Regions from separate parts of the Homo sapiens genome. Here region 1 is linked to region 2. A link is an interaction called in ENCODE POLR2A ChIA-PET data of the cell type or tissue named here. Cell type or tissue: GM12878. All regions are shown on one strand.

Region 1 (5,000 bases), 260 kb before region 2:
TTTCTAATAGAGCTTGTTCAAAGGTAGAGGGTTCTACCATCATCATCATCTTACCCAAGGACTCTTTCAATAGCCTCCCAAGTAGACTCCCATCCCTCCACTCTTATCTTCATCAATACATCCTCTATAGAGCAGGCAGAGTAGTTTTCAGAAAGTGCTAATATTACAGACCCATGCTCCTTTTCTTAAATAGCTCCCCACTACATAAAATAGTAACAGCTCTTAATGCTGCATGGAAAGCCCTGCAGCCTCATGTTCAGTGACTTCCCATACATACCACCAACCCCTTACACACACACACACACACACTTTGTGCTTCAATAATACCAAATTATCTGTAATTTTCTATACACAGTATGCTATTATGCAACTTTGTGCCTTTGCATATTCTGTTCCCTCTGTCTGAAATGCCTTCACCCTCTCCAGAACCCACGTTATGTACTGGAAAAACTCCTATTTATATGTTTCCATTTATAATAGGTTTGCTTGGGCATAACCTTTTATGAAACCTTTTCACTTCCTCCCCAACCTACCCATCTCTCAGAGTTAATCATTCCCTCCTATGCTACCTCTGTACCTTTGTACATGGTTCCATTATAGCATTTATTATACCATATGGAAATGTAAACTGGGTGTGGTGGCACACACCTGTAGTCCCCGCTACTTGAGAGGCTGAGGCAGGAGATATGCTTGAGCCCAGCAGTTTGACGTTGCAGGGCATTATGATCGTGCCTGTGGATAGCCACTGTGCTCCAGCCTGGGCAACAAAGCAAGACCTCATCTCTAAGGGAAAAAAAAGAAATGTAATTATTTACATGCCTACCTTCTCTACTTTCTTGGGCTCCTCAAAGGTAAGAACCAAGTAATATTCCTCTACAAATCCCTAGTACTTGGCATAGTGCTTAGCACACAGTAGAGCTCTCAAGTATTTGTTGAATTGACATGACAAAAGGATTCTACGGTAGAAAACAAAATTAAAATGTTTGAAATTCCTCAGTAATTTTAAGTTAAATAAAAGGAACCCAAGGCTAAGAACAAGGACAAATAGAAGAAGGGGAATTTTTTTTTTTTTTTTTTTTTTTTCCTGAGACAGGGTCTCGCTCTGGTTGCCCAGGCCGGAGTGCAGTGGCATGATCTCAGCTCACTGCAGCCTTGACCCCCCAGACTCAGTAATTCTCCCACCTCAGCCTCCCAAGTAGCTGGGACTGCACCCGGCTACTTTTTAGAATATCTTTAGTAGACATGGGGTTTCACCATGTTGCCCAGGCTCCTCTCAAACTCCTGAGCTCAAATCTATATGCCCACCTCAGCCTCCTAAAGTGCCTGAGGCCAGAAGGGGAAATTTTAACCCATAAATTCCTACCATCATTTTGCTTTTGTCTTGAAAAGCTTTAATCAGGAAGCTGGTCCCAAAGAATATTGGGCCATTATTCTTGATTTTCCAAAAAGGGAATGCTCAAGTCAAAAACTGAGACACTTAATTTATTCACCAAACATTTATTGAGGATATACACATACAATTCATGGTGAAGTACTGGGGTAATCCAAAAGGGATATTTTGAGGCTATAGTAAAATAATAAAAGAGTTTTACTGTATAGAATTATAGGATTATTAATATGCATAAGGAGCCTCTTTACATGGAGTTATCCTATATTATGTACAATGCAACTTTATAATTGGGATAAAATAGTGGTTTGCATTTATTGGGCATTCATTATGTACTAGGAACCACGCTAAGCACTTCGTTCATTCATTCAACAAATATTTATTGAGGTCTAAGATGTTATAGGCACTGTTCTAGATGCTAGGATTCAACAGTAAGCAAAAGACACAAAAACCCCTGCTCTCTAGACATTTACATTTTGTAGGGGGAAACACAATAAATAAGCAAACAAATAAAACAAAGATTTCCAGATGGTGATAAGTGCTATGAAGAAATGTAAAGCAAAGAATGAAGATAGAGACTTCTAGATGGGAGGGACAGTGCTGGCAAATTTCACTGCAAGACCATTGCTGATAGAATTGACACAAAGAGTGAGAATGAGAGAGGGAAATCAAGGATGACTCCAAGGTTTCTGGCCTGAGCAACTGAATGGACAGCCTTGCCATTCATTGAGATAGAAGACTGTAAAAGAGGCAGCTTTTGGGGGCAGGAGGGTGCAAATGGGGCTTTAGCTTTGATTGTGTTAAATCTGAGATGCCTACCAGATGGCCAACTGGAGATGTCAAGCAGTTAGTTAAGGGGAGAGATCCAAGGTGGAGTTATCAGTTTGGAAGTAGCAGCCATATAGATGATATTTAAAGTCATGAACCTGGAGGACATCAACAAGGAGTATAAAACAAAAGAGAAAAGACTAAGGACTAAGCTCTAGGGCACTCCAACATTGACAGATTGGAGAGATGAGGAGAAATTGAGAAGGAACATTGAAAGAGGAGAAAAACCAGGACAGCAGGGCATCCTGCAAGCCAAGAGAAGAGTGTTTCAAGAAAGAAGAATGATAACTGTCTTGAATAGTGCTAATGAGGCAAATAAAAAGAAAACTATGAATTGATCATTGCATATAACAACATGGACACAAGAGTAGTAGGTTGACACCAACAATATTGACTCGTTCAAGACCCCTAACAATACCTATATGATAGGTATTACTATAATTCCCCAGAAATAAAAATTGAAGCACAGGCAGATTAAATAACTTGCACAAGGTCACACAGCAAGAGAGTGGCAGACGTGGTATTTGAACCCCGGAAGTATAGATCTAGAGCACATTTTGCCTTGGAATATGGGAAAACAGGAGAGAGACCTTTTATGGGAAGCTGACTCTGTGGCAAAGAAGACCCTAGAATATTCCTTTTAACCTATGATTTTGCTGGAGCTCTATTTCTGTTCATGCTCCTTGATCTAATCTTCCAAGACAGAAAAAAGGGCATTGATTGACTTTAAAATTCCATTTTTGTGGAGATTTTCTGGATGAATATTTAACAACATGTGACTAGTCTAATTAGCTCAAATGGTTAGATCACAGTGACTGACACCAGGGGTACAAATGCATTCCTTAACATGGACCAGTCAGGTTTACAGAAAAAGTCTGTCTTGTGGACACAGAATACATTTTTTTCAAAGCACAAGACTTCTTCCAAATAGTGAGCCACACAACTTGTATTATTCAATTCTCCCTTCATTCCAGGTCATATCCAAGGCTTGCCTCAATGTCATCGTCTATGATAAATGATGACTAGGAACAGATAGAAATGTGAATTCAGACGTTAGAGATGCTATGTAGTCACAGAAGAAAGAAGTGTTAGTGAAAGATTTGTTTAGGATTTGGCTATCTTACAATACCATCACCCCAAATACTCAGAAATTATGTTTTAATCCCTGAAAATCGATCTTCATTGCTGCCTCAGGCTCTTTTCAACCCCTAGCCAAGTCAGGTCCTATTAAGCTCATACCCACATTCTCTTCCTCCTCCTCCTCTATGGAGATGCACCACATTGCCATCTCACCCTACCAAAATAATTCTTGCTAGGTAATACTCCTCACTGTCCCACCAGGCCAAGGATCTGATTGTCAGAAGACAAACAAAACCATCACTGAAAAATGTATGTACACTCAGTTTTTCCACTTTTTTTTTAACAGCATGGTAGAGGTGGAAGGGAACAGAAAACAAAAAGCATGGTCCTACTGATACAGCAACAACTTAATTTTTCCAGACAGATCCAAGGCTGGTTCCTATAAACTGGAAAGAAAATTTGACCAACAAAAGAAGGAGTCTAATCAGAAGATTATGAACATAATAAGAAACTAAGTTTCCCACTCACTGGTAGAAAGGTTTATTACAGCTTACGGGACATTTCAAAATGATTTCTTCTAAGTATCTTGCCTCCTTTTAAAAATCATGCATAGTCCTTGAATATGATGAGCAAACCAGCTGGGTGATGTTAAGTCTCTGTCCATGCCTGGCAGGTAATACAATGCACATAGCCATATCCACAACTGCAAAGGTTGATTCCCCACAAACCTCCCCAGCAGTATATGGATAAAAATGTGAATTTTTTTTCAGCACAGAAGCTTATACATAATCCTATTACTATCCTAGGCACCTATTAAATATGATTGAAACAACGCCCATTGGAAGTCTTAAAACCTTAACCACCAGTTTTACTTCTAAAATAAAGTAAACTGCCAAAAGTTCTGATAAAAGTGACAATTTATATTTTTAAGTAGTACAACTGGAATTTTCCTATAGCTGTAGACAAAGGAATTCTTACCCAGATAAGCAGAAGAGCACCAATAAATTTAAGGTAGCTTATGCAAGTTAGGCACTAATGAATGTCATCTTCTGTTTTGTCATGAAAAAAGATCTTTCTGCTGCTAAAGGAGACTGATTTAGATTATGAATAGCTGTAGTGATTTGCAAAAATGGCTCCAGAGAGATAGAATGAGACTCCATATACTCATGGCACTTGAGGTTTCTGCCCTTTTTGTTGAAAATTAATTTGTCCTGTGGGTTATTGGATTCTAGCTCAGCCAATGTATATTGCTCAGTCATCACAAATTTACTTAAAATTTAGTGTAGCTGAAGTTCATTCAACAAGACAAAAGTCTACAGTTGAAAGCTTCTAAAAATCTTTTTTAAAAACTGGCTAACTGTAATTGAAAGTGCTGGCATCTAAGTAGATTCACATAATGTTTTGCAGGTATCAATATATACTATATTACTATGTTAGAAATAGATTTTTCACTTGTTTTCCAAGAAAAAGCAGCTAGGGAAGATTTATCATCCTTTGGTAAGAAGACATTTTGGTTGAAGCTTCCACATTCTGAAAACACTTAAATCCCTAAATTCAGATTGGATTCTGTAATACATACCACATACTGCATTCATTCACATATACTGTAATATCACAACAAATATTTTAAAAGCAAATAAGTTATATAATTCCTGATGCTTCCAAATCCTAAATACATCACACTAAAAACAAATTAAAAGTACAT
Region 2 (5,000 bases):
GTCATGAATCAAGATCAGAAAATTTTGAAAGTCTTTGTTGTAAGTGACTAGGTGACTAGAACCATATAAGAATGGGGAGAAAATTTGTATTAGCGTAACAAACTGGAGTAGTACATGTTTTGGAGTGGATTAAGGGAAAATGCTAGTAATTCCTTCAAAATTCCATTTTCTGAGATGTTATTCTGAGTAAGAAGAGGAAATCCTGGCTTACTGATATCTCATAACTTGAGAGGGCAAGAATTGAGGGTAGACCTCAATTGAATGGACCTTGAATAGACAGATAGCAATCTACTTGAAGTCCCCTTCACTGTTACATATCAGTAGTATTCATGGGCATCTGCTCTGAGAAACTCACAGGAAAAAAAGCCAGTGATAAATGTCTCAAATGGTATTGGTCTTTTTATTATGGACAGTAGTAAAAGAGAGTCTAGAGAAGACTGCACTTTCATAAAGTGATAGACCAGATATAGCTAGGAAATGGGGTAATAGATTTGCTACAGTGACACAACCTTGCAGGTATGTTACTTCCCCCTCTTTCTACTTCTTCAGCTGCTACACCACTTCTGTTGGTATTTCCACAGCTTTCTTTTCATTTCTTCAGCCTGCTGTTTATCAATAAATTGGTATTATAAGCATAAATCAATAAGCCATCTACCCCCTATCTATTTATCCAACCAGTATTTTTTGAGCATTCATCACCATGTTCTGGACACTGTTTTGAATACTGTTACTATAACTGGGAAGTAGCACAAAATGATTATGAAAACTTAAAAATAAATGATTGCTGGAAACATGGAGCAGTGGAAAATGTTTACAGTACAGAAACTGTTTAATATGGTTCTGTATTAAAAATTTTTAACCATGAGCATATACTATTTTTGTAACTATTTTTAAGTAGCTAGAAAATTATGCATCAGGCAAATGCAAATTAAGTTAAAAAAAGAGATTACCATTTTAATTAAGTAGAATTCAAGGCACAGATTTTTCCCTAAATGAGACACAGAAGGCAGTTTTTTCTTTTTCAGTTTATGAGCGATTACTGTCTACAGTAGGGATATAGTAATCATTAGTGTTTATGTACAGATTTAAAATGTGTTGGCCAGGCATGTCGGCTCATGCCTGTAATCCCAGCCCTTTAGGAGGCCAAGGCTGGGGGGTCGCTTGAGCCTAAGAGTTCAAGACCAGCCTGGGCAACATGGTGAGACCTTGTTTCTGGGTTTTTTGTTTTTGTTTTTGTTTTTGTTTTTGAGTCTTGCTCTCTCACCCAGGCTGGAGTGCAGTGGCACAGTCTCGGCTCACTGTAAGCTCCGCCTCCTGGGTTCATGCCATTCTCCTGTCTCAGCCTCCCGAGTAGCTGGGACTACAGGCGCCTGCCACCATGCCTGGCTAATTTTTTGTATTTTTAGTAGAGACAGGGTTTCACCGTGTTGGCCAAGATGGTCTCGATCTCCTAACCTTGTGATCCGTCCGTCTCAGCCTCCCAAAGTGCTGGGATTACAGGCGTGAGACGCCGTGCCTGGCCGACCTTGTTTCTATAAAAATAAAAAATATTAGCCGGCCATGTTGGTGTATACCTGTAGTCCCAGCTACTTGGGAGGCTGAGACGGGAGAATTGCTTGAGCCCAGGAGGTTGAGGCTGCAGTGAGCAATTATAATGCCACTGTATTCCAGCCTGGGTGACAAAGTGAGGCCTTGTCTCAAAATAAATAAATAAATAAAATGTGTGAAGTCAAAATTATTAGAAATACATAGATATTTAAAAAAAAAATCAAACCCACACAATAGTTTTGAAGACATTTGTTCTATTTGTTGACAGATATATGTTATCTATTTTTTTCAGTGGTACAGGACAGTAAACAACCAATGTAGAGGAAAGGGTATCAGCTAGACTACTCCAGTGAACTAGGCTCATTCACAAGTTTGGAGGTTGGCTGAGATCAGCTAATATAGGCTGACTTCTACTGGGAAGACAGAAATGACTCAGCTCTGTGACATGTCTCTCAAATTCTACTGTCATCTTCTAGCAGGCTAGCTTGGTCATGTGCTCATAGCTCTGACAAAAGTTCAAGAGAGAGAGCAAACTAAATTGTGCAAATGTTTTTCAAGCCTCTGTTTGCATCATGTTTGCTTATTGGCAAAGCAAGGCATGTGGCCAGGCCTAGGGAGGGAATTGTGCTTCACTCACCAAAAAGGCATGGAAACAGGGAGTAAAGAATGGAGACCAATAAGTACCGAAAGAGAAAATATAATTTAATGGGTGAAATAGAAATAATGAAGACTAGAAATAATCTGAATATATTATGAATAAGGACCATTTAAAAATTAATTTCATGTGTTGGCAACTTGGTCTCAAAAAATTTATATTATTTCTGTATGCACAAGAAAAGAATATACTTTTTCAACAACTGATAGAACATTTACAATAATTAGTTATATTGGGTCACTGAAGAAACCTTGTAAAGTCAGATTTTCTAACCATAACTCAATAAAACTAAAAGCTTTTTAAGTTATTAATAAAAAACTATAACCACTTAGAAATTAAGAATTATTTTTTCTAAATAGTGAGATAAAAGAAGATCAATTCTATATCCTTGTTTAGAATATAATGATGAAGAGCAAATGGGTTGTGGCTCAAGGTGAGTTGACAGTAATAAAGTAGCCTCAAATATATGCATTACCAAATAAGATAAAAGAACAATATATGAAATATGCATAAAACAATAAAATCTCAAAGCAGGAAGATTGGATTGATAAAATCTAAAGACTGACTCTTTAATAAAAGAAAAACTCTAGCTATTTTAATTGTAAGAAGAAAAAATATTAACATTAAATTGAACATTTGTGTTAATCGGCTATGGGTAATTTGTTTTGTGTTTTTCAAGGTCTCTTCATATTGGTTGAAGTCCTTTTGGAGTTTTCTTTCTGGCCTTAGTATGAGGACAGTTGTGATTTTCCTTAACAGTAGTTTCTTCCTCCTCCTATTCCTCCTCCCCCTCCCTCCCTCGTCTAAATCCTTCCTCCCTCTTCTTCCTCTCTCTTCCTCCTTTCTTCCTTCTTCTCCTCCTCACCTTAGCCAGTGCTGCAGATTTTGCATTGGAGAAATTTGTGATATAAAGTTGAAAACACAAATATGAACTAAAAAGTAATAAATTTATGAGACTCAAGTATTTTTATATTAGTTTGCTTTTTGATTCTGTTTTATGTCTGTGTTCTTATTTTTCTCTTCTCTTTTTCATCTATCTCTAACTTGTATTGGTTTTCTTTCCTTTTTTTTTTTTTTTTTTTTTGAGACGGAGTCTTTTTCTGTCATCCAGGCTGGAGTGCAGTGGTGCGAACTCAGCTCACTGCAAGCTCCGCCTCCCGAGTTCACGCCATTCTCCTGCCTCAGCCTCCCGAGTAGCTGGGACTGCAGGCGCCTGCCATCCCGCCCGGCTAATTTTTTTTTGTATTTTTTAGTAGAGACAGGGTTTCACTGTGTTGGCCAGGATGGTCTCGATCTCCTGACCTCATGGTCCGCCCGCCTCGGCCTCCCAAAGTGCTGGGATTACAGGCGTGAGCCACTGCACCCGGCCAGTAACTTGTATTGGTTTTCTATATTTGAGAGTATTTTGTAATACTTTATAGGCATAGATAATGGACTATAAATAAGAAAAAAGACAGTGGTATTATTAAATCTTAGTAAAATTTGAAAGCATAAAAAAGGAAATAAACTGGTATGATATTTATAATCATAATTTTAATTTAATTTTTTATTCTAACTACATTGTAGGCATAAGGGCATGCTTACTAACAAACTATAAATTTATTTTTCATCATATATATATCTTTATTTATTTATTTATTTATTTTTATTTTTGAGACAGAGTCTTGCTCCATCACCCCAGCTAGAGTGCAGTGATGTGATCTTGGCTCACTGCAACCTCCATCTCCCGTGATTCTCCTGCCTCAGCCTCCCATGTAGCTGGGACTACAGACACGTGCCACCATGCCTGGCTAATTTTTTTTGTATTTTTAGTAGAGACGGGGTTTCACCATGTTGGCCAGGCTGGTTTCAAACTCTTGACCTCATATGATCCGCCCGCCTCAGCCTCCCAAAGTGCTAGGATTACAGGCGTGAGCCACTGTGCCTGGCTATATTTGTTTTATCAAATACTTTTTCCTCTATTATTGAAATCAGGAAGGAGACCGCTTAAGTGATGAAGATCTCTACAAATTCCTTGCTGATATGAGAAGGCCATCTTCTGTCTTACGGCGACTAAGACCTATTACAGGTATTTAAAAATTTTGAGTAGAAATGGTTGCAACTATTATTATCACTACTATGTTGTATTGCTTATAATTATGTATCTTTTTTTTTTATTTATCTGGCCCAGACATTTTTCTATGCCCAATGCCTGTCAGTCTTCTTCACTTTATTAACTATCATGTGATCTGACAGTTTGGATGCAGGATTCAGCATCTTTGGTACTTTGAGTGCAGTAGTCCCCACTTACCTATTGTTTCTCTTTCCGTAGTTTCAGTTACCTGTAGTCAACCACGATGTGAAAATATTAAGATATTTGGAGAGAGGAACAGGGAGAAAGAGACCACATTCATGTAACATTTATTATAGTATATTGTTATAATTGCTCTGTTTTATTATGAGTTAGGGTTATTAATCTCTTACTTTGCCTAATTTATAAATTTAACTTTATTGTAGGCATGTATGTATAGGGAAAAACAGTATCTATAAGGTTGGGTACTGTCTGCAGTTTCAGGCATCCACTAGGGGTTGGGTCTTAAAATATATCCCCAGCGGGGGATGGAAGGAATTACTATACTAAAGTGAGTGTGATGAATAATATCATGGCTTAAAATTATTTTCTAGAATGGTAATAGAATGGTAAATATTAAAAAATAGATTCATATTATGATTGGAGCAAACCATTCCAGAGTAAAAATGTCTTAAAGTTTGCTAAGTCAAAACTAAGTCTTTTAATCTTTGAAATGACTTAGCTTGT

Evidence for each region. Peaks named below come from ENCODE experiments on the same cell type or tissue, not always from the same donor. Only the 100,000 strongest peaks of a DNase experiment are listed, where the experiment ranks them.
Region 1: POLR2A ChIA-PET joins it to region 2 with 5 read pairs; 2 of 35 experiments call an interaction of 5 or more read pairs at or near these places.

Annotation. Positions count from the first base shown.
Region 1 is chr1:62,883,907-62,888,906 of GRCh38, reverse strand. No RefSeq gene overlaps it. Among named protein-coding and RNA genes, the nearest start is that of ATG4C, 100 kb to the right of the region's middle. In GM12878, no CTCF peak of the experiment used is centred here; no DNase peak of the experiment used is centred here.
Region 2 is chr1:62,619,171-62,624,170 of GRCh38, reverse strand. DOCK7 (dedicator of cytokinesis 7) reads left to right here. Exons shown (of 50, transcript NM_001367561.1): 13 at 4,178-4,271. Among named protein-coding and RNA genes, the nearest start is that of ANGPTL3, 24 kb to the right of the region's middle. RefSeq lists an enhancer at 885-1,385. In GM12878, no CTCF peak of the experiment used is centred here; a DNase peak (open chromatin) is centred at 2,000.